Linked DNA regions of Homo sapiens: region 1 is linked to region 2. The links are chromatin loops, found by intact Hi-C in ENCODE. Cell type or tissue: Caco-2. All regions are shown on one strand. Links, peaks and the distances in the headings refer to the core of each region. The heading gives the core; the rest is flanking DNA. Region 1 holds the start of LINC00316 (long intergenic non-protein coding RNA 316). Region 2 holds the start of LOC124905042 (a long non-coding RNA gene).

Evidence for each region. Peaks named below come from ENCODE experiments on the same cell type or tissue, not always from the same donor. Only the 100,000 strongest peaks of a DNase experiment are listed, where the experiment ranks them.
Region 1: a loop joins it to region 2, with 3 times the contacts of the local background. A loop is called at or near these places in 3 of 110 quality-filtered maps.

Annotation. Positions count from the first base shown.
Region 1 is chr21:45,329,320-45,343,812 of GRCh38, forward strand. It overlaps LINC00316 (long intergenic non-protein coding RNA 316), which reads right to left and starts at 12,671. Exons shown (of 2, transcript NR_103811.1): 1 at 12,506-12,671; 2 at 9,271-9,559. RefSeq lists an enhancer at 699-1,420. In Caco-2, for the core only: no CTCF peak of the experiment used is centred there; a DNase peak (open chromatin) is centred at 7,682.
Region 2 is chr21:45,431,346-45,445,838 of GRCh38, forward strand. All of the region lies in intron 2 of COL18A1 (collagen type XVIII alpha 1 chain), which reads left to right. LOC124905042 (a long non-coding RNA gene) reads left to right here and starts at 7,014. Exons shown (of 2, transcript XR_007067909.1): 1 at 7,014-10,040. RefSeq lists enhancers at 1-687, 688-1,684, 7,518-8,247, 8,248-8,977, 8,978-9,707 and 2 more. In Caco-2, for the core only: a CTCF peak has its summit at 8,234 (motif pointing left); a DNase peak (open chromatin) is centred at 8,216.

The DNA of each region.
Region 1 (14,493 bases), core at 4,798-9,797, 100 kb before region 2:
ACGGCGACCCTCAGGCTGCTCCAGCCGCACTTGTGCTTGTCTCTGCCTGGCCCTGGGGCTTCACCTCCTGAGGGGGTGGAGAGAGAGAGACCTGTCCCTCCCAGCTCTCCTGGCCTTGCCCACTGCAGAGCCCAGAGGGACATCCTCCACCGTGGGCCTGGGCTCAGGTGTGCTCCGCGTTCTCCGGCCCCTCCTCCAGGTGCGCTGCTCACAGCACACGTCTCCACGTCCTGGCATCCCGGGCCTCCCTGGGCTCCGTGGCCCCGGAGGGTGCCCCTCCCTCAGCCAGTACTGTGGGAAGAGCCCGGTCCCTCTGGGGCCAGATGAGCAGGGCAGAGTGAGCAGGTCCCCCTTTGGTGGAGATTCACGATCTCCACCCCGCCCAGCAGCCATCCCAGGCCGCAGTCTGCTGACTATCCCCAGCTCACACTTCTCACCAGCTGACACGGTGATCTGGCCGGGCACCTGCCCAGGGTCCCACCCGCAGAGGAACCCGCCTCTTCCAGGTTGGTTCCGGGCTCCTGGACGGATCACGCGCTGTTGACATGCAGTTGTAGCTTTTTTCTTGTGGGTGGGAGCAATGCTCTTCCCAGCTCCACCTGGAATTCCACCAGGGATGGGTGCAGCATCCTAACCCCGCCTTCCCTTGGAGAATTCACTGCTCTGGACAGACGCCTGGCCCAGGATTTCAAAGGCGCATCTGTTATGGACCGGGCCCCCAGAGGAGACGTCTTTTTGCCATTTTGTTTTCTGACCGGAGGGTTTTTTGGAGGTTGCCCTCCCACCCACCGGGTTGCTGGCAGCCCAGCCCGTGCTGTTTTCAGTGGACCCTTTTGCAAATGTCTTCACAGGCTCCCGGGAAGCTGAGCTGAACAGTGACCTCAGCCTTGAGCAATCCCGAGGATGTGTTTGCTGAGGAAATCATTAAACAGGGAGATGAGAGCACTCAACCCCCAACATGCCAGGCTCTGCGGGAGGCTGCTTATTCCTGTGGCCTCGGGCCAGGTGCCCCAGCGTTTGCTGCCCTTGGTAGACACTTGTCTGGCCTGAGCCCTCGGGCACCATACACCGACATGGTTAGGGCAGCCAGGGTCAGCCCGGGCCCCTGGGAGAGCTGAGTGGAGGGACCACTGGCCAAGCACAGAGGGTGCAGGGTGCCCAGGACCAGGCGTCACCTGATGGTCACCTGGGGGAACCTGCTCACTCCGCCCTGCTGCCCTGCTCACTGCTCGGGGGCCCAGCCAGGCCGGGGACCAGGGCCTCAGAGTGGAGGGGGGTCAGGGCCCAGGGCCTCAGGGTGGAGGATGGTCAGGACTCAGGGCCTCAGGGTGGGTGGTCAGGGCCCAGGGCCTCAGGGTGAAGGGGGGTCAGGGCTCAGGGCCTCAGGGTGGAGGATGGTCAGGACTCAGGGCCTCAGGGTGGAGGATGGTCAGGACTCAGGGCCTCAGGGTGGAGGCAGTCAGGACTCAGGGCCTGAGGATGGAGGGGGTCAGGCCTCAGGGCACTGGACAGCTGACTGGCTTCTTCCCAACCCTTTTCCTTCTTTTCGCCCAACATAACCACTGGGAGGTATCCACAGAAGGGGGCTCCTCAAACACTGCCTGGTGTCCTCTGTCTCAGCCCCAGGGGAAAGGACTCGCACGGGGCGGAGTGGGAACTTTGGGTGAAACTGGGCAGGGGGTGCTGGCCAAGGCGGGGGAGAGGGTGGACTCCCATCAGGTCAGGAGCTCCGAGGTGAGGCCTCTGCTAGGGTGGAGGGTCTCAAGATGGGGAGGGAGGGGTTGTGGGAAAGGGGAGGGGAGGTGGAGCCGCTCCAGGAGCCTCACGGGCCTTCGGGATGGAGCCGCTGGGCGTTGGCGAGAGGCTTCCGTCCACGGCACAGCCCCGCACGGGGGCAGAGGACGGGAAGGGACCCAGGGCAGCCCCGAACCACCTCAGACTTTTGGAAAATGAACTGGAAAGAAACAAGACTTCTTTTGAAAAGAAGAATGTCCTTTTTTATTTTGACTTTTTGTCATCGATATTTTTTGCGTTACTCCTGGTTTTAAAAAGAATTGCATTAAAATACCGCTTTTCTGATGAGTGAGTTTTTGGAACACCCCCCTGCTCCCTGCTTTAATTTTGCCCTGGAGAGGAGCACCTCATTCTACTCTGGGCTGTGCATCTTTGGAAGGAATGCTGAGACCCCCGGTTCCCACTGTCCCCGTGGGCCATACCCCGTGAGCCAGCGGGACCAGCTCCGAAGGCAGAAGGTCAGGCCGGGGTCAGCTTCAGCCTTGGCGGGGGCAGCCGCTCAGCAGAGGGTGGCCCAGGGAGGCCAGGCTGGCTAAGGGCAGGGCCAGGACCACCCAGAATGGGAGGCCCACAGCCCACCAAGGGGTTGCCCCGTGGGAAGACATGGGGAATGGGTCTGGCCCTCTCAGCACGCTGTGGAGTGTGGCAGAGGGCGGGGGTCGTGTCCTGGAAGGAGGAGGCTGAGCCTCCAGAGAGCAGCGTCGGGCTGGAAGATTAGGGGAATGCTGTGTGTACAAGGCCCAGCCATGACAAGCAGTGACTGTGGTTTTAGCCAAGAGTGGGCAGTGAGGGAGGGGACACACGTGGCGGATAGGGTGGGGGGTGGCCCCCACAGGACATCAGGAGGGACCTAAGTGAAGGAGGAAGCGCTGGCAGGCCAGGCACCCACCCTCGGGGGCCAACTATCCAGAGAGGGGCAGGGGGAGGGCAGGGGGAGGGGGCTGAGAGCGGGCAGAGGCAGGGCTGGAGCAGGGGCTGAGAGCAGGCAGTGGGAGGGCAGGGGGAAGGGGCTGAGAGCAGGCAGGGGGAAGGGGCTGAGAGCGGGCAGGGGGAGGGCCGGGGCAGGGGCTGCTGCCTCCTGGAAACGTTTCATGTTGTCCTTGCACTATTTACAGTGAGGATTATTTATAAAACCCAAATCGCTTTAAAGCCATTTCCAGGTTTTACATGAACAAAAATCTATTTGAAAAAAGAAAATAATAAAATAAACATTTAAAAATCTTTCTTAGAATTCCCTAAATTTCAGGGCCGTGTGTGTGCCCATGTGTGGTATTTGTGTGTGTGCGTCTGTGCATCTGTGTCAGTGTGTCTGTGTCTGTGAGTCTGTGTGTCTGTATCTGTGTGTCGGTGCATCTCTGTGTCTGTGTGTGTCTGTGTCTGTGTGCCTGTGTGTGTGTCTGTCACTGTGTGTGTGTGTCTGTGTGTCTGTGCATCTGTGTGTCTGTGTGTGTCAGTGTGTCTGTGTGTGTGTCTCAGTGTGTCTGTATCTGTGTGTTGGTGCATCTGTGTGTCTGTGTCTGTGTCTGTGTGCTTGGGTGTCTGTCACTGTGCGTCCGTGTGTCTGTGCATCCGTGTGTCTCTGCATATGTGTGTGTGTGTCAGTGTGTCTGTATCTGTGTGTTGTGCATCTCTATGTCTGTGTATGTGTGTCAATGTGTCTGTGTGCTTGTGTGTCTGTCACTGTGTCTGTGCATCCATGTGTCTGTGCGTCTGTGTGTCTGTGCATCCGTGTGTCTGTGCATATATGTCTGTGTACGCACACAGCTGATCCTCTGACACCGAGGAGGAGACACAGTGGGGATTCTGGGTCTGGCAGGCTCTCTCCTCTGCATCTCTCAAGCCTCCCACAACCCCCTTAGTGTCCACCCATGCTGTAAGAGGAGACCATCTGGAGTCCCAGGTGTTTTAGAGACTGGAAACCAGCCCACGGGGCCCCTGGAGGAACAAAAACCAGCTCCCAGCCAGCGCATGCACACCTGAGACACGCCCTCAGCCACTGGCTTCTGCCACTGCTTTACTGGGTCAGCCATGAGTGGGGCTGAGGAGCCCGCCCTCCCATCAACGTGTTGCTACCTGGAGAGCATTGACAGACTTGGGCCATTCCTCTCCGTGGCGGGTGCCCCTGTCTTCCTGTCTACATGAGTCCAGGGGCCCTGTGGTGCATGGGAACAGCCAGGAGGGGTGGCTCAGCAGGACTAAGATGAGAGACTATCATGAGACCCGGGCACATTCCCACCAACAGCGGGTTCCTTTCCGTCCCCGCATCTTCCCTCACCAGCAAGCCCCTGTGCAGAGCCCAGACTCCACAAAGGCCCATCAGTCATCACTGTCCACATGTGCATCCGATGTGTAGGGTGGCGGCGGGGACGAGGCTCAGACAGACAAGACACCCCAGGGTCAGCCAGGCCGGCCTGTCCCACTTGAGCTGGGCTGAGACACCAATGTCACCCCTCTTGAAGCCCCCAAAGCTTGCTCTCTGGCCGACAGCTGGCTTTTGAGCCAGAAGGCTGGTGACCCTGTTAGGATCTGGCAGACCCGCCAGGGTGGCTCCCAACTCACCCACTTCCCGCCCTGAGGTCCTCTCCTCCCTCCCCACCCTCTGGCTACATGGACTCTCCATCCTGGAACACCGGGCATGACCTGACTCGCCTTTGCCTCGCCGTTCCCTCTGCCTGCGATGCTGTTTCCCCGACCACACAGGCCTCCCTGGCTCCTGGCCTCCTCCAGTCTTTTCTCAGGGTCTTCTCCGTGAGGCCCCTCTGACAACCCCGTTCACATTCCTAACCAGCACCCAGCAGCCTGTCTCATTGTCTCTTACTGGAATGTGTGTTTGCACGGCAGGGATTTTCCCCCTGCTGTGTGGTGATGGATCCCCAGCGTCTGGAACTGCTTCCAATGCGAAGGAGCTCGGAAGCCTTCAGTGTGGGGATGAGTGAGTGAGGCAGGCGGCTGCCGGTGCGGGGAAGACAGTTAGGGTTGTTCTTACATGATAGTTTTTAAAGATGCCATCTTTTCAACCAAGAAATTCTACTTCTAGGCCCCTGCCCTGGAGAAACAATGAACTGGTGGGGAAGAGTTTCATCATTTCAAATGCTCGGCCATGGTTTCTGTGACCTGTGGGTCTGGTTCCTCCATGGATGGAGCAGATGTCAGCGGCCTTTGACTGGAGAAGGTCGTGGGTCTTGCAGGCTTCAAAAGCTTCTTCGTTTATGTTGTGCCAAGAAAGCTATGGCTGGGAACGGTTCCCTCCCTCAGTGTCTGCTTGTGGCAGCTCCCGGGCGTTTCTGGGCTGCCTCACCCCGCACTGCACTGGCCTCAGAGCCAGGCCTTCATCTGACCAAGTCCCCACCTCCTGCTGTCTTCACTAGTGCTGTTCTTTATCTGTCTTTGGGTTCCTTTTAGTATTTTCCCCTAAATTTTCAAATGATGTGTCTGGTTGGTTGAATGTGAACCTTTCTTGATTACTAGGTAAATGCATCTGGTCTTCCTGGTGTGGCCGAGTCCCACAGGTGCAGTGTGGGGCACCCACGTGCCTTCCCTGGAGTGAGGAGTCCGAGCTCTCCTCTCCGTCTCTGCTCATGATGGGGGCCATGCTCCCCCGTGCCCTTCCCAGCAAAGATGGGGCCTCCAGGGCTCCACTCCCACTCCCGAGCCCCTTCAGTGTGGACACATCTCACTGTTACCCTGGTATCCGTTCACAGTCACTGAGACTTGGCCAGCAGCTTTGCTGCCTTTGTGTTGGTTTTTGTCAACACTCTGTTCTGTGTCCCATGCCAGCCGAGAGGCCTGTGGGGGTGGCTAGTGGGGGGAAGCTTGGCCTGCAGGTGAAGGCAGGGCTGGGGGCCCTTCTGGGCCATGGTGCCAGCCTGTCACCTTCGTGTTTTCTGCCATCAGGTGTCAGGGTCCCACTGGGCCTTCAGCTGCCTGTGCTACCTGGGCATGTGCCCCCTCCCCAAATATGTGCCCCTCCCCAGACCTGTGCCCCCTCCCCAGATCTGTGCCCCTCCCCACACCTGTGCCCCCTCCCCGGATCTGTGCCCCCTCCCCGGACCTGTGCCCCCTCCCCAGACCTGTGCCCCCTCCCCGGACCTGTGCCCCCTCCCCAGACCTGTGCCCCCTCCCAGGCCTGTGCCCCCTCCCGGGCCTGTGCCCCCTCCCTGGATCTGTGCCCCCTCGCCGGGCCAGTGCCCTCTCCCTGGACCTGTGCCCCCTCCCCAGGCCTGTGCCCCCTCCCTGGATCTGTGCCCCTCCCCGGACCTGTGCCCCCTCCCTGGATCTGTGCCCCCTCGCTGGGCCAGTGCCCTCTCCCTGGACCTGTGCCCCCTCCCCAGGCCTGTGCCCCCTCCCCGGACCTGTGCCCCCTCCCAGACCTGTGCCCCCTCCCCAGACCTGTGCCCCCTCCCCAGACCTGTGCCCCCTCCCCGGGCCTGTGCCCCCTCTCTGGGCCTGTGTTTTCCCAAACATACCCCATGGAGAGGAGCTGGGTCCTCACAGGTTCAAAATTGTCCTATAACCCTGGGGGGGTTACGGTGTGTGCGAGGGATGGAAACCAGACTCTGAGGTAGACGTGTGTGTGAGGAGTGTCAGCCCCCGTCCCTGGAGGGCGAGGAGGGGAGTCCAGGGAGGCCCCACCCCTGGCCTGGGGAGATGGGTCTCGGTGAAGAACCAGGGCCACACTGGCATCACAGGCAGGCCCAGTCCTGGTGGATATGTCCAGGCCGCCCCTTTTCCTCCCCTCCATCCAGGGTGCACCAGGCTCCTCCCCTCAGAGACCACCCAGCCGGAAGCCCAGGCTCCCCAGGTCACCAAAAGGGGCTTGCAGGGCCTCCTAGGTGCCACAGGGTGCCGGGGGTGAAATGTGACTCTACCAGGCAGCCGTCAAAGAAACAGGTGTAACTGCATCCCCAGCGTGGAGAGGAGGCTGGCTCGGGCCAGCAGGGTCCCAGAGAGAGCCCAGGGTCCGGGAAGCAGAGCAACCTCAGGCAGCTCCAGGGGGACGTTGATGGAGGGACCATTGGCAACGGTGGAGCAGGGAGTAGGGAGAAAGCGAGCCCATGGCTGGAGCGCGCCAGGAGGGTGAGGTGAGGGCGGGGCCCCTGGAGCCTTAGTGCAGGGAGACAGGCTGCCTGTGCACCTGCCGAGAAGGAGCCCTCCCCGACCTTGGACTGCCAATACCCGAGGCCAAACCCACCCTCCCCAGCCTGTGCCAGCCCCAGGGTCAGCCTGGGCAGAGCGTGGTGGGGAGAGGTGCCCAGGGCACCTGGAGGGGTAGGAGGGGACACCTGCCCTGCTGTACACAGTCCCTGCTTCCCCCATGTGCTCCCCACCAGCCTGCAGGGAGCATGGAGTTGCTTTCACTTCATCAAGATCCTGGAGCACCTCTTCCTGCTGCCTCAAGTGGCCCACAGTTTCCACGACACCTCTCTGGTTTCCGGAGCTCCTGAGCTGGGATGTAAGCCACCAGCATTCATCTCTGGCCCCTGCCTCAGGCCCTTCGACTCCCAAAATAATGGGCAGGAGTGGGAGCTTCATCCAAGGCCCCTGCACACTGCCTTGGTTCACAGTGAAATCTGGAACACGGCATCTTGGTTTCCAGGAAAACTGCCTTGGGTGCCATGGCGCAGCCTGCCCACACTTCAGGCACAGAGCACAGAAGATTCTGTGGTTTCCACACCTGGGAAGAGAAAAGAAAAACCTTCCAGGTACTTTAAAGTTCCAGAAAAATGAGAAATGCTTGGCCACAGGTACACCTACAAACCCTGCTGTCTGCACAAACCTTGCTGCAGAAGTCACAGGAAGGCTCTAAGGAGCAAAGAAGGAAGAGCCGGCCCCTCCTCTCTGGGAGACTGTAGGAGAATGAAGGAACCCTAGGTGGCAGCGGCTGAGCTCATGGTCCGCTGACGACATTGCCTGGGGTGGGAAGGAAGCCCAGCCAGCCCAGGCAGCCATGGGCCAGCCATGGGTCTCAGAGGGAGAACAGAGGCCTCCCGCCACCAGCAGCACTAGTGTGCCAGCCACGTGCCTGGACCTGGACCCTGCAGCCCTGGGGAGGCTCTCGGATGACAGTGGCCCCAGAGGCATCCAACTGCAGCCTCATGAGAGCCCTGTGCCCCAGCGCCCAGCTAAGCTGTGCTGGATTTCCTGGCTCAGAGGAACTGTGAGGATAAGGAAGGTTTATTGTAGGTTGTTGTGAGCCATTAAACTTGGGGTGCTTTGTTAGGACACAATGGATAGCAAATACACCACTGACCGGTTAGGAGCCCCCAAACTGGGGAGAAAGTCTCACAGGGGAGCCTGTGCTCACAGGGACGGAGTCAGCCTCACACACAGACACATTTTGTTATGGGTTGAATGGTGTCCCCTCCCCCCAAAAAAGGACGCACTGAAGCCCTACACCCCCATACCTGTGTGTGTGACCCTACTTGGAAATAAGGTCTTTGCAGATTTAATCACGTTAAATCAAGTTCATTAGGATGGGCTGTAATCCAATGTGACTGTGTCATCACCAAAAGGGGAAATGTGGACACAGACACAGACCCACAAGGAGGAGGCCACATGAAGATGGAGGCAGAGACTGGAGTGATGCACAGGCCAGGGGACACTGGGGGCTGCTGGGAGCTGGGAGAGGCGGGAGGGATCCTCCCCAGAGCCTCTGGAGGGGGCACGGCCCCACCCACACCTTGATCTGGGACTTCTGGCTCCAGATCTGTGAGAGAACCTCTGTTCTTAGCCATCAGTTTTGTGGAACAGTGTTGCAGCAGCCCCAGAAAACGAATGCAGATTTCTGCACCTTTTAAGAGCAAAGACAGTCTGGGCGTGGTGGCTCATGCTTGTAATCCCAGCACTTTGGGAGGCCAAGGCAGGTGGATCACCCGAGGTCAGGAGTTCAGGACCAGCCTGGCCAACATGGCGAAACCCTGTCTGTACTAAAAATACAAAAAAATAGCTGGGCGTGGTGGCAGGTGCCTGTAATCCCAGCTACTTGGGAGGCTGAGGCAGGAGAATCACTTGAACCCAGGAGGCGGAAGTTGCAGTGAGCCGAAATTGCACCATTGCCCTCCAGCTTGGGCAACAAGAGCAAAACTCCGTCTCAAAAAAAACAAAAGAAAAGACAATCAAAACACAGCTCAAGTGAGCAGCATTTGTACTGAATCAATTGGCCTCTGTTTAGTACTATTAATTAGACAAGAAAAAAGGGAGTTGTCTTTGTGTACCACTGGGGGTTTGCAGTTTTTAGATAATAAGTTTATTTTAAGTAACTATGATTTTCATTTTCTTTCAGTGTTCAGGTAGCCACAACTTGACCATGGGGACCCCTTGAACTGGCACGACCTCCCGTCCGCACCCAAGTCCCCACCAGCCTGTCCCTCTGATGGTTCTGGGCTGGGTGTGGCAGGGAAAGGGCAGAAGTGAGACTTTGACCTGGTGGGTGCACACGCCTAGGTGTAAATCTAGCTCCAACATCTTACATGAGAATGAATTGAATTCAGATTCTTTAATGGCTCACCCTGGAGTTTTATCCCTCCTGGTAATAATTTCATGACCAACACAATTCTTTGTTTAGCTGAGTATTTTGATTCTGGTGAGCATCATTTCATGTGTGTGGTGTTGTCAACAGCCACAGGTGAGTCTAAAATAATAGCACAGGGTCTTGTGACGGTGCTGGGAACCTCTCCGCTCATACTGGCCCGCATGTCTTCGGACGGGAGTCGCAGCGCAAGCTTGCAGGTGGTCATTGCTGGGAGTGTTAAGGCAATACAGGTCTCTGAGAAGAGAGAAAAAGGTGTCTTTATATTCAGAATAGTCAGGGAACAGCGCTGGTGTTTACAGCTGATGTGAAGTGACCAACACAGAGAAGAAACAGACACGCCCAGGTCAAGGGAATTTGTCTTTAACATATTTTTTTTAAATAACCCACAATTTGGTGTTGAATTCTAATTTTTAAAAGACACTCAGGTATTTATTTATTTGAGACGGAGTCTCGCTCTGTCGCCCAGGCTGGAGTGCAGTGGTGCAATCTTGGCTCACTGCAAGCTCCGCCTCACGGGTTCACGCCATTCTCCTGCCTCAGCCTCCTGAGTAGCTGGGACTACAGGTGCCAGCCATCATGCCTGGCTGATTTTTTGTATTTTTAGTAGAGATGGGGTTTCACCGTGTTAGCCAGGATGCTCTCGATCTCCTGACCTCATGATCCGCCCGCCTCCGCCTCCCAAAGTGCTGGGATTACAGGTGTGAGCCACCGTGCCCGGCCAGGTATTTATTTCTTAATGCCCTATTCCTACAAAGTGCAAAGGCCATTTGAGAATGTCAGAAACTATAATGAAATAAGATCAAAATACAATAGCTTTCCACATGGATATTATTAGAGATGCTTGCCCTTAAATTTCACCCTGCAATTCAGGTTAAGGAGCAATTTTATAGGCCTTTATAACATTATGATATAATCAATGCTTCTATAAAATCCCGTTTATGAATGACAAGGGACCCATCGTGTGTGTCAGAGTCACTCACAAAACGTTTAATGAGCTGTTCAGGTAATGACATGACCCAACAGGGGATTTCCAAAACGCCCAGTCTTTCAAAAACGATATGAAAATCTCCAAATCGGACATTTAAAATGATTCATATTATTATTAGGAAAAGCATATAAGATGTATTAAAGAAGAAGCATGGTTTGGCTCCTTTTTAAACATTTTAATTAGTGGACTTTGTTACTTAGAGCAGTTTTAGGTTTACAGAAAAACTGAGTCTCAGGTCCAGGGAGCCCCAGTGTCTCGGCTCCCCTGCGACTGACATCCTGCTTCCTGTGCTGCGTTTGTTACAATTATCAGTCGCGCGAACACACGGCTCACATTAGGGCTCACTCCTTGTGTCGAACATTTTATGGGTTTTGACAAGTGTGTCATGACATGGATCCACTAGTTGTGGTCCCTTTTATCAGGTTAAAAATAAAACGGGGCCTTGCAGAGATTTAAATGTGGTAGTAATCACCTTTGTTATATTTTTCCTTCTGAAAATATTAGCCTTGGAAGGAAATGTTTTAACAACTAGCCACTGTTCTGTGTCTGGGCACATGTCCATAGTGAGCGTATTCTCTTATCTGCTTCATGCTGTTGCCAATTTACAGACCAGTCGCTCAGAAGCTGTGATTTTTCTTCTGAGCATAAGCTTATCCTCAATATGGAAACTTTAATTCAAAATACAGTTTGGTCTCATAGGAGCATTGTAGTCTTGCTGGCTGGAATTCACGTGGAGACCGATGCCAGTGCCTCTTTCCTCTGCATCCATCCATCCATCCATCCATCCATCCATCCATCCACCCACCCACCCATCCATCCATCCATCCATCCATCCATCCATCCATCCATCCATCCATCCATCCACCCACCCGTCCATCCATCCACCCATCCATCCATCCATCCATCCACCCATCCACCCGTCCATCCATCCATCCACCCACTCGTCCATCCATCCATCCATCCACCCACCCGTCCATCCATCCACCCACCCATCCATCCATCCATCCACCCATCCATCTATCCATCCATCCATCCATCCATCCATCCATCCATCCATCCATCTATTTATCCATCCATCCATCTATTTATGCATCCGTCCATCATCCATCCATCCCTCCGTTTGCTCATTTCCACCCAGGAATCCATCATCTCTCAAACTAAGGTTTCGACATCATTCCTTCTTTTCAGAAAGTGCAAACCAAAGCTAAGACTGGCTCACACATGCCACGCGGGAGTTAGAGTGAGAGCATTTTTCAGATCCTTGTTCTCTTCTGGCCCCACCTCCCGCAGTTTCTGGAAGTCCCAGGACAGGGAAAAGGAGAGAAAGGCAGAAAAGAAATTATCGAGTGTGGCTCTTCCCTCTCCTCAGAGGAAATTGTTCACCTGCCACCCTCGGAAATTTAATTTTCAGTGTTAAAACTTGAAATTTTATAGTAGTATGTGTACCAAAGTTATAAAATGGGCAAACTTGTCTAAACGAGGATTCCTACATTGTTATGACATTTTCCCCAGAGAATCACAAGCTCTGAGATACACTTGTGAACCTTACTTATGCAGACATTCTCTTAAACTGGGATTCTTTCTCTCAGTTTACCTTAGGCTAACACAGAAACATATTTTGACACAGAAAGAATTTTTTCTCTTCATTGCTCAAGTCACCTGGAGGCAGCTCCTGCCTGGGGTGGATGCCTCCGACCCCTGGGAATGACCCCTGCAGCCACCACTGAGCCCCCCACAGAAGGAGGCTCGTGCCTGGTCCAGCTTTCCCACCCGGGGTCTCTGTGGCTGGCTCCCCCCAGCTCGGGGCAGAAGCCTAATTCAGGGTTGTTCTGCTCAGTTGATCCAGTCGGACGCTAGGATTTGCCTGGGGGCCCGGCCTGCCAGCAGTACAGGTGAGGGGACGCAGGCTTGGTCACAAGCACCCCTGCTGACCTTCCCTACAGACCTGGCACATTTAATCTTCTTCTTTGGGGAGGAGAAGAGGATGCATTCAGAAATGCCTTTGCTGATGAGGCCCTCAGGAGCTTGTACTGGAATCACTCAAAATTCCCAAGTAGCCTGAGTGTCCTAATTCATTTCTGTGTACATCTGCCTAATTCTCAATCCACGTCTAAGGTTAGAATGAACATTTGAATTAGCCATTCTGGACAACACACACACGCACTATACCATGCATTTAGATCTCTCTGTACCTTGCTCGTGTCAGCACAAACGCAGCCCCTCTCTTTTCAAAAGCCCGGTTCGTTTTCCAGCAGGCGCGTGCTTTCATTAGACTTTCCCTCCTGTGGGTTCTGGCAGATTTCCCAACACAAGCACGGCAGGAAGTGCATTGTGTTTGTAGAAAATCCAAAATAATCTCTAGGTGAGTGTTAGGATGAAAAATGAATTTAGTGTTGGTACAGGTTTTTGCTTGTTGTACTTTTTGTGGGGGAGGGTGATAAAAATATTCCAAAATTGATTGCGATGATGGTTGTGCAATTCTGTGAATATACTAACAAGCACTGAACTCTATACTGCAAACAGGTGAACTGTATGGTATGTGAATTATATTTTAATAAAGCTGTTATTTTTAAAAAGTAAATTTAGCAACAACACTGGATACAAGCTAAATATACAAAAATTAATTATCTTTATACAGACCAGCAACTAATAATTAGAAAATGAGAATTTTTAAATGATACCATTTTGGTAGTATCAAAACCCATCAATTACCTAGTAACTGTTCAGTAAAATATTCCAAAAACAGCAAAACATTGACTAAGGTACATTAAAGAAGATTTAAATAGCCCAGGCATGGGGGCTCACGCCTGTAATCCCAACACTTTAGGAGTCCTAGGAGAGCAGATCACCTGAGGTCAGGAGTTCGCGACCAGCCTGGCCAACATGGTGAAACCCCATCTCTACTAAAAATACAAAAATTAGCCAGATGTGGAGGTGTGCGCCTGTAATCCCAGGTACTTAGGTGGCTGAGGCAGGAGAATCGCCTGAACCTGGGAGGTGGAGGTTGCAGTGAGCGGAGATCTCACCACAGCACTCCAGCCTGAGTGACAGAAAAAAAAGAAAAAAAAAAAAGATTTAAATAAAGGAAGGGATATGATATATTTATGGATTAAAAGCAAGTTAAAAACAAGTTAACAAACACAACAATTGATCTATAAATTCCATGTAATCACCATTAAAATCCAGGCCAAAGTGTGTGAGTGTGTGTGTGTTGCGGGTAGGGGGTTGCCAAGCTAAAGTTTACGTGGGAATGGACGGGGCAAGAACAGCAAGACGACCTTGAGGACGACCAAAGCGAGGGACTCGGCCCCCAGGTGCCAGTGCCCACCACAAAGCTATAGGAGTCCAGACCAGGCCACACAGCGGTCAGTGAAGTGGGATGGAAGGTCCAGACCAGGCCACACAGTGGTCAGTGAAGTGGGATGGAAGGTCCAGACCAGGCCACACAGCGTCAGTGAAGTGGGATGGAAGGTCCAGACCAGGCCACACAGCGGTCAGTGAAGTGGGATGGAAGGTCCAGACCAGGCCACACAGTGGTCAGTGAAGTGGGATGGAAGGTCCAGAAACACGCACACGGGACACTTGATCCACAACAGATTCAGGATTGCAGACCAGGGGCACGGGGAACCTCTTTACTCGTGGTACCAGCTCAGTTGCAGATGCATACGGAACGCAGGAAGCCGGGGCCCCACGTTCCCCCATATGCAGTCTGCAAATGCAAACACGGAGGCTGAAACAAACACGTCTGGAAGAAATCACAGGGGAGCATCTCCCCTGCTGTGCCCAGGATCCACGGGTGAGCAAGACAGGGTCCCTGTCCGGATGGGGTTTCATTTGGGGGTGCGGAGGGGGTGCAGAACCAAAAAAAAACCAAGCAAGCGAGTGAAACAGGGAGCTCGGAAGTGGGCGCTCGCATAGGCCAAGGTGGGGAAGGCTGGCAGGCACGTGTGTGTGCAAGGACACCAAATGTTGATCTGCAGAGCAAAGCTGGGCAACAGCAACCACATTAACCAATAGACGTCGGCTTATCCAGGCCATGGGACGATGTGTAGCTGTTAACATAAAGGTCTATCTGGCTGGGTACGGTGCCTCACGCCTGTAATCCCAGCACTTTGGGAGGCTGAGGCGGGCAGATCATGATATCAGAAGTTGGAGACCAGCCTGACCTGGTTTAGTAGAA
Region 2 (14,493 bases), core at 5,635-10,634:
CGGCGGCCCAGGGGAGGGGGGCAGGCAGGACCCGGCGGCCCAGGGGAGGGGGGCAGGCAGGACCCGGCGGCCCAGGGGAGGTGGGCAGGCAGGACCCGGCGGCCCAGGGGAGGGGGGCAGGCAGGACCCGGCGGCCCAGGGGAGGGGGCAGGCAGGACCCGGCGGCCCAGGGGAGGGGGGCAGGCAGGACTCGGCGGCCCAGGGGAGGGGGGCAGGCAGGACCAGGCGGCCCTGGGGGTCAGGGGTGGAGGCCAGGCCTAGACGGCCCACAGGAGGGTGGACTCATTCTGACCGATTCCTGGAAGCCCCCGGAAAGTGGTGATGTTCTGGAGGGCCCAGCAGACCCCAAGGCCCCCAAGACAATCCCAGCTGGCTCTCTGCGGCTCTCGGTGTCTGCCATTTGAGACAATTTGGGCACAGGCAGGGCAGGCCGTCGCGGACGGTCTAAGCCGCGCGCATTGGTGGGGGCAGCAGAGCCCCTGCTCTCAGCTCCTCGGGGTACAGCGGGGGTACCAGGCGGGTGAGTGGGTGGGTGGTCACTGCTCCTGCCAAGGGCAGCCCTGGTTTGGTTTGCACTTGCTGCCCTGGTGACGGCTGCTCTCATTCCTGCCCCATTGCTAACAAGGGTGTCATAAGCTACTTTCCCGGCCCACATCCTATTAAGCCCATGGAGACCCTCCCACAGCTGAGCCTGCTGTGGGCTGCAGGCCCTGGGCGGTGCCCACCTCGGTCCCCACTGGCCTCCTTCCAGCACTTTAGAGCAGACACAGGTTGGAGATAAGGAAAGTTCCAGAGCACAGACTGGAACAAGCCCCAGGCCTCTCCCTGCCCCAGCAGGGCCTCCCTGGATTTGGGGGACAGGTGCCCTCATGGGGGGTCCTGAAGGTCAGAGCTGGGGCTGGGGCTGGGCTGGCGGAGGTGGCCTTGGCGGAGGCCACATTCCAGGGTCTCAGTGAGAGTCTGTGGCAGGCAGCCTTGCAGATGCCGCTGAGGGACCCCCCACTTCATGTTGTGGGTGATGTGGTCCATTGATTGCCTCCAGGTTTAAATCAGGTGGATATTTACCTAGCGGCCTCCTCTCCCTCTGCACAGGGCCTGGAGTGGGATGGACTGGGGTGCTCAGCTGGAGGCTCTGCAGACACAGCCCCCTGGGCTATGCAGGCCCTGCTGGGAGCCACATTGCCATTTTTCATCACCCACTTTTTGGGTGAGAACCCCCTCGAGTCCTAACATCTGCCGCATCTCAGAGCCTGTGGCTCCAGTCAGAGCATCTGGACCATACTGCTGGGGTCAGAGCGCGGCAGGACAATGGCCAGTTTCTGTGTGATTGCTGGCGGGAATCTTGAGCCATTCCGTGGGTCCGTGGGCTGGGATCTGGAAGCTTCCTTGAAATGTCTCTGGGCACGTGGCTCTGTGGGTCAGGGTGGGACATGGCCCCGTAGCAGGCTGTCCTACAGCAAAAGCCTGCTCTGTGAGCCAGCCCTGTGCAGGCCTCCCTCGGTACAGCCGGGAGGGGCCTCACCCTCCACCCACAGAAATCAAGGCTGCAGAAGACAGATGCCTGTGCCAACCCCTCCGGCAGAGTTATGCCAAATGTCCCACTAAATTCACCCCTCTAGGGAGAGGTGCCTCCTGCATCTACTTTTCCTAGAATAAGTATGAGAAACCCCAAATAGGTTCTAGAAAAAACAGCAGTGTACACAGATGTTAATCCTCTTCGAAACTTGACTGAGTCATTTAGCCAAAGAAAACAGCAACAATGGCTTCATTTCGAGAGGGTCACGGACACCCTTTCATGTTTGATTCCTTCTGACCTTGTGAGTTTATAGAAGGACAAGGAGAGAGGGACGCGCTGGGTTTGTTCAGATGTGGACAGAAAGTTTGGATGATAGGACAGAACATTTAGTTCAATCTTTCCACTTACGGCTCTTAAAAGCCCTTTATTTTTATAGGTAACATGCTTTAAACAAACTTTAAAATTTGAGGTTGCTAGTACCCATTGTGTGTGGATTGGACCAGCTCCATGAGAGTGGAGCCCGGGAGCCTCTCTGGTCGTCTTTGTGTGCGTCTGTGCCTGTGCCTGGTAGTAGTTCTGTCTGGAAGGTGAGCAGGGCCACAGAGCACCAAGAAAATACCAGGGACTTTGCAGGTCTCGGGTGGATTCAGGTTGATCCAACAGATGCCGGCCCAGGGCCTGCAAGGAGGCTCCTTTCGCGTGGCTGTCGTGGCCCCTGTGAGCTGGGCTTGTCCTATGAGAAGAGCTCCTGCAAGAACACCTTTTGAAGTCACCCCTGGGGGAGATGAGCTGGATGGCATTTGGAGCCCCCAGCAGCTCACATTCCTGAGCTCTTGGTCCCATGTGGGATTCGATAATTTTCTTTACACTGACAGGCAGCATCTCTTTGGCCAGCCGTGTGACTGTTGGGTCATGTGTCTTCTCTGTGCCTCAGTTTTTCTCCCCTGCAAATGGGTTCACTGAAAGCACTGGCCAGGGGAGGGGCTGTGGCATGGCATGACAGGCTGAGGGGCACTGAGCAGGTGCCAGGAGCCAGGTGGTGTCAGGTGAGCCCCCCAGGAACCCCAGTTTTTGTGCACGGTGGGAAAGAGACCATCAGGGGCGGAGGGGAATGAACACCCACCCTTTGGGGGCTCAGGTGCCAAACAGATGTGTGTGCAGGTGCATGAGCCAGGTGTGTGAGCAGGTGCATGGGCCAGGTGTGTGAGCAGGTGCATGGGCCAGGTGTGTGAGCAGGTGCATGGGCCAGGTGTGTGAGCAGACACTTCCTGTGCAAGCCTGTGCTCCTGTGGCTCATGGGTGCATGATCCAGAAACCCAGAGGCAGTGGCTTCACCGGGGGGTGGTGATATTCAAGCTCTTGCAGGAGGGGGTTGTGGCAGGGCAGGACAGAAGCATCTGACCAGAGGGTGCAGGGCCACAGCATTTCTGCCCTCGGGGACAGGCGGCCCGTGCTGGGACGGGCGCAGGAGCTCCTGAAACCTCTGTTCTCAGTTCAGAAACCAGGTACCTTTCCCATCTGACCCCCCAGGCAGCCATTAACAGGTCCAGGTGAGAGAGTCTGTGCATGAGACCTACTTTCCTTGCTCTCTCCGGGGGGGTTTGCAGCAGTTCTGAGCATCAGGCCAGAGGCTGGGACTCCCTGCCTGAGTCGGGGTGAGGGCTTCCCGTGGCTCTGTGAGCTTCAGAGGCTTGGCATGTACAAGCAGGGCTGTTACAACAGCCTTTAAAAAATCATGGAGAAGAACCCAGTGCATCTTCTCCTCAGAGGGTGGCAGAGGCTGAATGAATTTGCATCTGGACGTTCCACTTCCACCTCCTTCCTAACCAAAGACTGTATATGCAGGTGGTTCGTGGATGTATCTGGGCTGACTGGCAGTGGGGAGATGGGGGCTCCCCCACGTCTTGGCGGGGGTCCCGGTGGGTTGCAGCCCCCAGAGCCGGGCTTCCCGGAAAGGGGCATCGCTTCTCTCTTTTGGGCTGTGCTGGGGTCTCTCTGGTGAGGGGTGACCCAGGGCCTTTGAACAGCCGGTCCTAGACCAGGCCCTGGTTCCTGTGATGCTGACAGGCTGTGGCTTGAGAGCCTGGGTCGGGAAAGCCCAGTCAGAGGGGAAGCCGGGGGCTGGTTCTGACCCTGCATGGTTTCCTGAGGGACGTGCTCAGTGGGATTTGTCCCTGGAGCACCAAGGGCTGAAGGAAAGCCACTGTCCTGCTTTCTCGCAGCCCTGGTCCCCATTCTTCTGTGGGTGCAGGTGGGGATGGTGGGGTGAACCCGCCCTCCTGGGGACAGATATAGGGATGCCGGGATGCCGCACTGCAGGTGTGAGTCCTGGGAAGTGGGTAGGGGGTCGATGGGAGGAAGAGAGGAAGGTGGGGTGGGGGCGGGAGGAGAGAAGAGGAAGAAGGGGGTGGGGGGAGGGAGGAAGGAAGAGGAGGAAGGTGGGGTGGGGGTGGGCGGAGGGAGGAGGAGGAAGTGGGGGCGTCCCCATCAGAGACCTCCTGCAGACCTCCAGCTGTTTGGTCCATGGGTGGGTTGGTTAGGTCTGGGTTCAGAAGCCCCTTCAGTGTAGGTGCTCAGCTGGGCCATGGAGTCCTGGCCTTCCCTCTGAGCACAGACCCACCAGGAATGGGCAGCCCGTTCTTAGTGACCCTGGGGGCTGGGGAGCACCCACCCTCTGAGCCCCAGCTCGGCCTCCATGTGTCAGGTGGGAGGCACGGGCAGGGCCAGGCTGTGGGAGTCCGGGAGGGAGTCAGAGGTTGGCTGGGGCAGAGGTGGGGTCAGGGAGCAGGAAGTGAGCGTTTGCCCACTGGGGTAGACGCTGGGTGGATGGGGAGCTGGGAGTCCTATAGGGTGAAGGGTCTGCCGTGGGCTGAGGCATGTTGGGGCATCCCGAGTACCTATGGGCCCCTTGGACGTCCCCCCGGCGCTCCCTGGCACAGGTCTGCTCGGAGGGTGTCGGCCTCCTCTGCATTCAGGATCGTGGGTCTGTCAATTGGGACACCTATGAACAAATGCTCTTCCCATCAGTAACTCCGTGTGCCCCTCTCTTGAGCCCCTGTGAGATGCACCCTGGGGTCCCAGCCTCACCCACTATCCTTCACAGCAGAGCTGTGGGTCCATGGCCCAGGCAGGGTGGCCAATTCCTGCCCACTGCAGTCGGCAAGGGGGACACTGGGGCCTCAGGCTCATCTTCTGGGTGCGTTTATAAAGCCAGCACAATGTGCAGCGTTTGCAGACAGTATCCTCTGTGAGCAAGAGCATGTTTAAAGGGGGCTCATTTGAAACCCTACCTACAGGGCTGCCATCCCTCTGGTGAATGCCCACGTGGGTGACAGTGATTCTAGCCCTTGATTTCCTTGAGCTGATGGTGGGCCCCTGGGCTGAGGAGACCCTCAGCCAGGAGGTCCCAGGCCCAGGGATGAGTGAGCTGTACAGCAGTGTCACAGCAAAGCAGCCACCCTCACCCGGGGCCCATCCAGCGTGTGCAGTGGGCAGAAGCCTGCGTGAGCTGGGCAGGGACGAGGGACTGTGCCGCCGCCCCATTGTGAATCTGTGTTCATTTTCCTGACTTCCTTCATTTCTTGTGATTTTAAAGCTGGGGAGTGGAGATTCTACTTCCTGCTCTATCTGGAAGGAGAGGGCTTTCGGTTCGGCAAAAAAGTCGTCTTTGTGGGCGCCTGTGCCTCAGGCCACGTGGAGGCCACATGGAACTCCCATTGGGGAGGGGACCATGGGACTGGATGGCGGGAAAGTGCCCCACCCCTGCAGCCCTGGAACTGTGGCTGGGGTGGGGCTGAGGCTGGGGGAGGGGGTCTGGTGGGGAGGGAGCTGAGGCTGCTCAGGGGACTGCTGGTGGGGGGCCCTAGAAGGAGGGAGCCGTGGCTGTGGGGTCCCTGATGGGAGGGAGATGTGGCTTGGCGGGGAAGCTGTGGAGGGAGGGAGCTGTGGCTACTGGGGAGCTGTGGCTGGGGGAGTGCCGTGCCTGGGGGTCTGTGACTGGGGAGTTGCTGGCTGGGGGGCAGCCATGGCTGGGGGAACCCTGGCTAGGGAGGGGCTGGCTAGGGGCGAGCCGGGCTGCGCGGGGCCCTGGCTGGGGAGCAGCTGGCTGTGGCAGGAGCTGTGGCTGGGGCTTCTGCTGTCTGCATCCGTTCCTGTACATAGTGAAGGTGGGTTCTATTGCCAAGGTTCTGCAGGTGAGGGTGTGTGCTGTTCACACCACAGCATCACACAGGCACTCTCCTGCACACACACTCACACACAGACACACAGGCACTCTCCACACACACTCACACTCAGACACAGGCACTCTCCTGCACACACACTCACACAGACACACAGGCACTCTCCTGCACACACACACACAGACACACAGGCACTCTCCTGTACACACACACACTCACACACTCAGACACACAGGCACTCTCCTGCACACACACACACTCACACAGGCACTCTCCTGCACACACACACACTCAGACACACAGGCACTCTCCTGCGCACACACACACACTCAGACACACAGGCACTCTCCTGCACACACACACTCACACTCAGACACACAGGCACTCTCCTGCACACACACACTCACTCACAGACAGACACACAGGCACTCTCCTGCACACACTCACACTCACACACAGGCACTCTCCTGCACACACACACTCAGACACACAGGCACTCTCCTGCACACACACACACACAGACACAGGCACTCTCCTGTACACACACACACTCACACACTCAGACACACAGGCACTCTCCTGCACACACACTCACACAGGCACTCTCCTGCACACACACACACTCAGACACACAGGCACTCTCCTGCACACACACACACACACTCAGACACACAGGCACTCTCCTGCACACACACACTCACACACTCAGACACAGGCACTCTCCTGCACACACACACACTCACTCACACACAGACACACAGGCACTCTCCTGCACACACTCACACTCAGACAAGCACTCTCCTGCACACACTCACACTCACACTCAGACACACAGGCACTCTCCTGCACACACACACTCACTCAGACACAGGCACTCTCCTGCACACACACACACACACTCAGACACACAGGCACTCTCCTGCACACACACACTCACACACTCAGACACACAGGCACTCTCCTGCACACACACACTCACTCACACACAGACACACAGGCACTCTCCTGCACACACTCACACTCACACTCAGACAAGCACTCTCCTGCACACACTCACACTCACACTCAGACACACAGGCACTCTCCTGCACACACACACTCACTCAGACACAGGCACTCTCCTGCATACACACACTCACACTCAGACACACAGGCACTCTCCTGCACACACACACTCACACACTCAGACACACAGGCACTCTCCTGCACACACACACACTCACACTCAGACACACAGGCACTCTCCTGCACACACACACACTCAGACACACAGGCACTCTCCTGCACACACACACACTCACACACTCAGACACACAGGCACTCTCCTGCACACACACACACTCACACACTCAGACCCTCACACTCCAGGGCTGGGCAGGGGACCCCGGACCTGGCCTCTGGAGCTCATCCCTGGGTGCCTGGGCACGGAGTGCCGGTCACACTGTGCACCCATCCTTGTTTTCTCGATGTTGGGTTTACTTTTCCTGCCGGCTGCACGGCCTGCCCTTCTCAGGGCTTTGGGCTACTCTGCAGGGCTGGTGTTCAGGGCAGGAAAGGGAAAGGGGCAGTGGAGAGGGAGTGTGTGCTGTAGAGGCTAAGACCCCATTTGCACTGAGCCCTTCCATGGCTGTTCAACTCTGACGGGAGTCCACTGAGGCTCAGGACGCCTCTGCAGGGTGCCAGGGCCACGCAAGCTCCACAGCACGTGGACAAAGGCGCATCTAATCCTTGCAGGCAGAGTGGCTTATTAGACACGTTAGCAGGTCTGTCTGTGCAGCCGGAAGGAAGAAAGTGAAGTTAGATGCCCACATGTGACTTGGCATCCAGAGGCACATTCCAGATGGCGACCCGGGGCTCCCTGGTGTGGTCTGGGGGCCGGTGGGGGCCGAGGGGCTGCTGTGGGTCTGTGTGGAGATGGATACCGAAAGCCACAGGACGTGCTTAGGGACTTGCATGGCAATTTGGCAGGGCCGTTCCCAGCGCAAAGAAAGGCTGTCGGAGGTGCAGGCCACGCTCATCACCCGCATCTGACCCCACCAGGCATCCCACAAATGTGACCCTTATGTGTCTGTTAAAAACTACACTTAACGTTTTTTAATTCGAGAAAACCTATCTGTTGCTGTTATGTACAGTGCTGTAATCAGCAAACGTGTTCCTTGGTCATTTCCGCAACAGAACACAGTGGGAGGGGCCTGCTCTTCCGCAGCACCCCAGGCAGGCCTGGACCGCCCGAGTGGCCGTGGTCCAGGGGCGCGGAGGGCGCAGCGCGTTCCGTTTCGGCTCCTCTGGTGCGTGCCTCGTGTGCGTGTGAGCAGAGGCCGTGTGGATGCCGGGCGCCCGCCGGTCACGGGCTGGTGGGCAGAGAGGTCATGACCTTTTACTTTCTAGGCCTTTACGTATCGCAACGTGTGCGTTACGTTCATCATAAAAACGTCCGACGAAACCAAGAGCAAAGTGAACTTATTGGTGAAAGTTGCCATTGGGACTTCGGTGCCTGCTGAGAAATGCCTGGGCCTCTGGCTCCCCCTGGCGGCCGGTCCCTGGCTTGACGGAAGCGCGTCGCGCGGGCTCCAGACGTCCTGGGCCAAGTCCTGTGCGCGGGGCCTCCGGGTCTGCGAGCTGCGGCCGTGTTCAGAGCGTGTTTTGCCCGGAGCTGCTGCCAGCCTGGGCGGCTTTGGGCGCGTGCAGCAAGCAGGGTTTGGATTTGGAAGTGCAGCTCGTCCTGGCGCCAAGCACAGAGCCTGGCCTCTAAGATGCTCGGGAAATGCCGCTCTCTGCGCCCCTGAGTGCTCAGTGCGAGCCTGTGAAGTCCATTACAGTCTCCGGCTGTGAATGTAGCAAGGAGTGGGAACTAGGCCTGGGAGATGGGAGTGTTTGTCTGATGACTTCCTGAGCGAAAGCAAACTGGGAAATCTCGGGCTGCGCGCTGGTGCCCCGACTCCGCACCTCCCACCCCTTCTGTGGGGCCAGCACCCAGAAAGCGCCAGCGGAGGCTGGCAGGCCGTGGGCCGCATGGGCGGAGGGGCCGGTCCTCCGATGATGGGGCAAACGTCTCCGGCCTAGCCCCCGACGCTCGGGGATGTAAGGGCAAGGGCTGCGGGGTCGGAACGTCGGCTGTGGCTGTGGCTGTGTGACTGCTCCGCACCAGCTCAGCTTCCTCACCTGTGCACACAGGCTCCCGCTGGAATTTGCTGCGTTCTCCAAGCTCTGCAAGATTCAGAAGCAGAGGCCTCCCTGGGCTCTCACAGCCCCTTAGCTTCTTGCCCACCCACGGAGAGGGTCCAGAGCTGCCCCTTGCTGTCTGTGAGGAAAGCGGGTGCTTCAGGCCTGCCAGGGGTCCACTGGGAGTTGCTGGGTGGGCTCCTCAGGCCCTGCCCAGGGCTGACCCCTGGCTCCAGGTCCTGGGCCTCCGTGCCATGTTCCCCGCAAGCAGTCGGGGCCTGCTGGGGTTTGAGCCACGTTCCCCGGAAGCAGTCGGGGCCTGCTGGGGTTTGAGCCACGTTCCCCGGAAGCAGTCGGGGCCTGCTGGGGTTTGAGCCACGTTCCCCGGAAGCAGTCGGGGCCTGCTGGGGTTTGAGCCACGTTCCCCGGAAGCAGCTGGGGCCTGCTGGGGTTTGAGCCACGTTCCCCGGAAGCAGTCGGGGCCTGCTGGGGTTTGAACCACGTTCCCCGGAAGCAGTCAGGGCCTGCGGGGGTTTATGTCACACCCTGGCTGCACGTGGGGATCGTGTCTAAGCTTTTTGGAAATGTCGATGCCGGACTCCGCCCCAGACCTGGAGCTAGGAACTGGCCCCTGGCCATGGGCCCAGGCAGGGTGAGGTTTCCCAGCACCCTGGGTGATCTGAACTTGGGAGCAGGGCTGGAACCTGGGGGCAAGATCAGCACTTCTAGGACGTTATCGTGCGTGGGAACCACGGGACGCTCACTCATAGGAGGCTCAGCAGTTCTCTCGCTGTGCCGAGGCTGATGGAGACCTCACTGCTTGCCCCCGGGATGCAAACCCCGGGGACACCCGCCTTTCCGCTCCAAGCTCTGCCCACCGCCTCACATGGCCCTGGGAATTACAACAGACTTTCCCATCTCCCCACTATGGGCGGAATCTGCTGCAGCTGCCCAGACCTGGGGTCTTGCAGGTTCTGGACACCACAGCTCCCCTACACACAGAGGCTGCTCCTGCGTGGCCCTGGTCCCTCACCTCTACTTCTGGCACACGCTCCTCCACCTGCTGCCCTTCAGGGTTCATCGAGGTCTTATTTTGGTTCTGTACTGGGAGAGGGGGAAGCAATGGGGCAAGACGCTGCCCCTACTGTCCCCAGAAGATGAGGGACAGCACAGATGCCCAGGTAGAGTTTTCCTGTGTTAAATCATAAAACCCCCACATGCCCATCCCAGGTGCCCCACCTGCCCCAGCAGCTGCCTCCAGGCCTCGGGACGCTTGAACCCACCTCGAGGGCTGCCAGCTCCTGGCCTGGAGGTGCCCCCACCGGGTCCTCCAGTCCTGCTGCCCGGTGGCTCTGGCCATGGTTCCCGTCCCGGGCTGTTCATGTTCCCCCTGCTCCTCTCCGTGATCTGCCATCTCTGCTTCACCAGCCGGCGCCTTCTACAGAACACGGCCGTGAGCTTCCCATGTTCTGCCGCTGGCTCTTCACGCCAACAGGTCTCCTCTGAGCAGGGCCAGCTTATGGCATGGCGCCGGGTCAGCTCTCACCTGTCCCCCTCAGACGCCCACCTCTGATATGCAACTATTTCCAGCAGAAAATGTCCCATGTCCTTAAAGGATGGAGCACGCTGCTGGGAACACGGCTCTCTCCATAAAGGAGGGACTCCCCATGCCACTCCCAAGGCCACGGGAGGCCGCCCTCAGCACAGGGTCCATGGGGTCTCGGGGTCTCCCTGCCAAAGCACAGGCCTGGTGACCCCCTGGGACCCTCACTCCAGGGAGAGGACTGTGCATCTTGTGTGCTTCTCACAGTCACTGTGTGGGGTTCAGCCCAGGGGAGGTCACCTCGCCCTCATCCACGCAGTCCTGCGGGGAGGCCCATTTGCCCTGACTGCACAGTCCTGCAGCTCGGCTGTGCCCTTGAGTGGGTGGCGCTGCCCTGTTGCCCACCGTAGCTGCTGTGGGGCCACAGCCTTGAGCCTGGACACTGGCCATGACTGGATACCACCGGTGCACAGGGTGCACGTGAGGAAACCCTGCCCGTTCTGTGCCCGTGCCTTGCTTTTTCTCCTTTAAATCCCACCTGTGAGTTTTATTTTTGTAACTGCAGAGCATGATGAAAACCGTGAAGCCACAGAGGCACACGTCGTGTCTGTGGGGAGGGCCCCTCACTCTCTGGCTGCACATCACCCATGTGTCTCACTCACCATGGGTGTCCCTGCCCCTGAGCCCACCCTCACCTCTGTCAGCTGGGCAGGCGCTGCCCTGTCAGCCTCTGCCTCCACTTCCTCCACTCCTGGACATCGTAGTCTCTGTCGCCGGGTAGTAGCAGGGCCGGACCCCTTCGGATGAGCACGCCCAGGCCCAAGAGTGGCAGTCCTGGTGTGGGCGGTGGTGCTGGTGTGGGCGGCGGTCCTGGTGTGGGCAGCGGGGCTGGTGTGGGCAGCGGTGCTGGTGTGGGCGGCGGTCCTGGTGTGGGCGGTGGTGGTGCTGGTGTGGGCGGAGGTCCTGGTGTGGGCGGCGGTCCTGGTGTGGGCAGCGGGGCTGGTGTGGGCAGCGGTGCTGGTGTGGGCGGCGGTCCTGGTGTGGGCGGTGGTGGTGCTGGTGTGGGCGGAGGTCCTGGTGTGGGCGGCGGTCCTGGTGTGGGCGGAGGTCCTGGTGTGGGCGGTGGTGGTGCTGGTGTGGGCAGCGGTGCTGATGTGGGTGGTGGTGCTGGTGTGGGCGGTGGTGGTGCTGGTGTGGGCAGCGGTGCTGATGTGGGTGGTGGTGCTGGTGTGGGTGGCGGTGCTGGTGTGGGCGGCGGTGCTGATGTGGGTGGTGGTGGTGCTGATGTGGGCGGCGGTGCTGGTGTGGGCGGTGGTGGTGCTGGTGTGGGTGGTGGTGGTGCTGATGTGGGCGGCGGTGCTGGTGTGGGCGGCGGTGCTGGTGTGGGCGGCGGTGCTGGTGTGGGCGGCGGTGCTGGTGTGGGTGGATTCCTGGAGGACAGCTGGGTCTTGCATCCAGCACAGGTCCTGGTGCCTGGGAGGTGCTTACCCCATGGCCCCAACCGGCACAAGTGTGGCTGTCACAGCTGGGGTCTGGGTAGGTCTGGCAGCCCCATGGGAACCTGGCTGTGTGAGCCTGCCCTGGGGCCTTCCATGAGAAAACCCAGTTAAGGAGCAACCTGGTAAACCCTTGAAAACCAAGTGGGCCTTCACCAGCTTGAAAGGCCGCCCGTGCCTTTCCTCCTTGGCCCTCACAGCCCAGCTCGGCATCGCAGCAGAGTCCCGGTGGTGGAGATGCTTTGCCACTGGCCACCCAGAGCTAGGAGCCTCGGCCAAGGGCTCCCTCCTTGCACTGTGGTCTCTCGGGACCTAGGAGGTCCCGGGGTGTGGACTGTGCTGAACTGTTCTCCGACAGGCGGCCCTTTTTCTCCCACGTGGGCGAAAAGTGAAGCCTCTGGGTGGTCCTGTACCTGTCTGTCACATCCCGGGCTGCAGCCGGGTCCCCAGGGAGGCCTCCGTGAAAACACAAATCAAGTGCCAATTTCCTGGTGAAGAGTCTTTATGAGAGCAATGCGGCCCCGTGCCCCTTTACGCGGCTCTGCTGGTGGAGAGGAATAGCTGAGCTGCAGCACTAAGGAGAGATGCCTGCTGCATGATCCCCTAGATGCGTCCGAGGGACACTGGACATCTGGTGGCCCTCCAGACTCCTAGGAAGGGGACCGTCCTCCCAGTGGCAGCCAGGACTGCCTGTCCTCTTTTGGGTGGCCAGGATGTCACAGGGCGAGTAGGTGTCTGGCCCTACCACTGGGGGGCCATGTTGCCACGCAAGAATTCAGTGTCCCTCTGTGGGGAACGTGCTTCCCGGCTGCCACGCTGTCGCTCTCTCTTGTCTTCTGTTCGGCCCCTTCCCCGTTGCACATCCTGGCCTGGCGTGGTCGTCCCGTGGCGTCCTCTACCCTTTCCCATGTGACACATTCGCTCCATGGTACCTCCTGCCTCCCGAAATCACCTCTAAGTTCACTTTGTGCCAGGTTTTGTTCTCCAGCGCATCTTCAGTGCTGCGAGCAGGCTGGGCTTGCAGCAGGAGCACGGGTGTGCGTGTGGAGTGAATGAAGGGCCGTGTGCCCGAGTAGGTGGCGTGCAGGGGTGTAGTGAGGTGCGTGCAGGGGTGTAGTGAGGTGTGGGATGTGCAGAGTGAATGAAGGACGTTGTGCTCGTGTGGGTGATGTGCGGGGTTGTGGTGAGGCGTAGGGCTGGGGTCAGCTGGTCGTCCGGACTTTTGGTTTTCTGGCTGTAAAATGCACATGCCAGGATAGTTGTGAGGTGCACGCTCACTCGTGCATGGAGGGTGGTTCCACAGTGCTGTGGACAGAGGAGCCCTCGATAAATGCCAGCTGCGAGCACCGGGGGCCAGCACGAGAGCAGCTCTGAGAGCCTGGGTCGTGCAGGGCGAGAGAGGCTCCGGGGAGTGGAGGCTGTGAGCCAGGGAGGAAACACTACTCCACGTGTTAGGAGGAAGCCACGTGCTCCTCGAACATGCTGGTACTAGGTTTGAAAACCAACATTAGCAGCAAAGATGACTCCGTGTCCATACCCTAGTTTTTAAAAGTTGATATAGCCCCTCTAAAAATGAGTTTGAAAGCACAGGAATTTATAAGAGAAAAACTTTCATCAAATACATGAAAAAAATCAATCTCACTCAAAATGGAATTAATAAGAAATCAAGCAGCATTAAGGATTGCGTGGTTTGGAAAATGTGATGTGGGTCTCCCTTGATTGTTTTGAATGGCTTTATTGAGATGTAATTCACATTCCGTGCAATTCACTCGAAGTGTACAATCCAGTGGTTTTCAGTATATTCAAAAATCTATGCCACCATCATCCCCATCGACCGTGGAACATTTCATCACTCCAGAGAGAAGCCTTTCCGCCGCCCTCCCTCCCTCCAGTCCTGGCCACCGGTCATCTCCTTTCTGTCCCTGGGTTCCGTCTTCTGAGCTTCCATACGAATTAAACCATGGAACGTGTGGTCGTTTCTGTCTGGCTTCTTCCCCTCGGCCTGTGGTTTCCGGGTTCGTCCGTGTTGCACCCTGTCCCAGGGCTTCATTCCTTGCTGTCACTGAATAATGTCCCACCAGGTGGAGGCACCATGCTGTGCTTATGGATTCAGCATTTGGTGGACTTCTGAGCGGTGTCCACCTTTTAGCTGTGATGAACGGTGCTGTTGTGAACACTTGTGTACAAGTTTCAGTGTGGACGTGTGTCTTCGTTTCTCTCGGGTATATACCTAAGGTGGAATCACTGGGACTATGGTAACTGTGTTTACTCATTTGAGCAGCCGCCAGCCTGCTTTCCCAAGTGTCTGCACCATCTCACGTCCCTTCCTGCAGCCTTGGGAGTTCTGATTTCGCCACATCTTTGCCATCACTTGTTTTTCTCTGACTTTTTGTTTCCAGCCCATGTTGGGTGTAAAGCAGTGTCTTGTGGTTTTCATTTGCATTTTCATGATGACTGATAATGTTGAACATCTTTTTTTGTCTTTCTTGGCGATCTGTATTTCTTCTTTGGAGAAATGTCTATTCCGATTCTTGCCCACTTTTAGTTGGATTATTGTCTTTTTGTTGTTGATTTATGAGTTCTTTACATCATCTA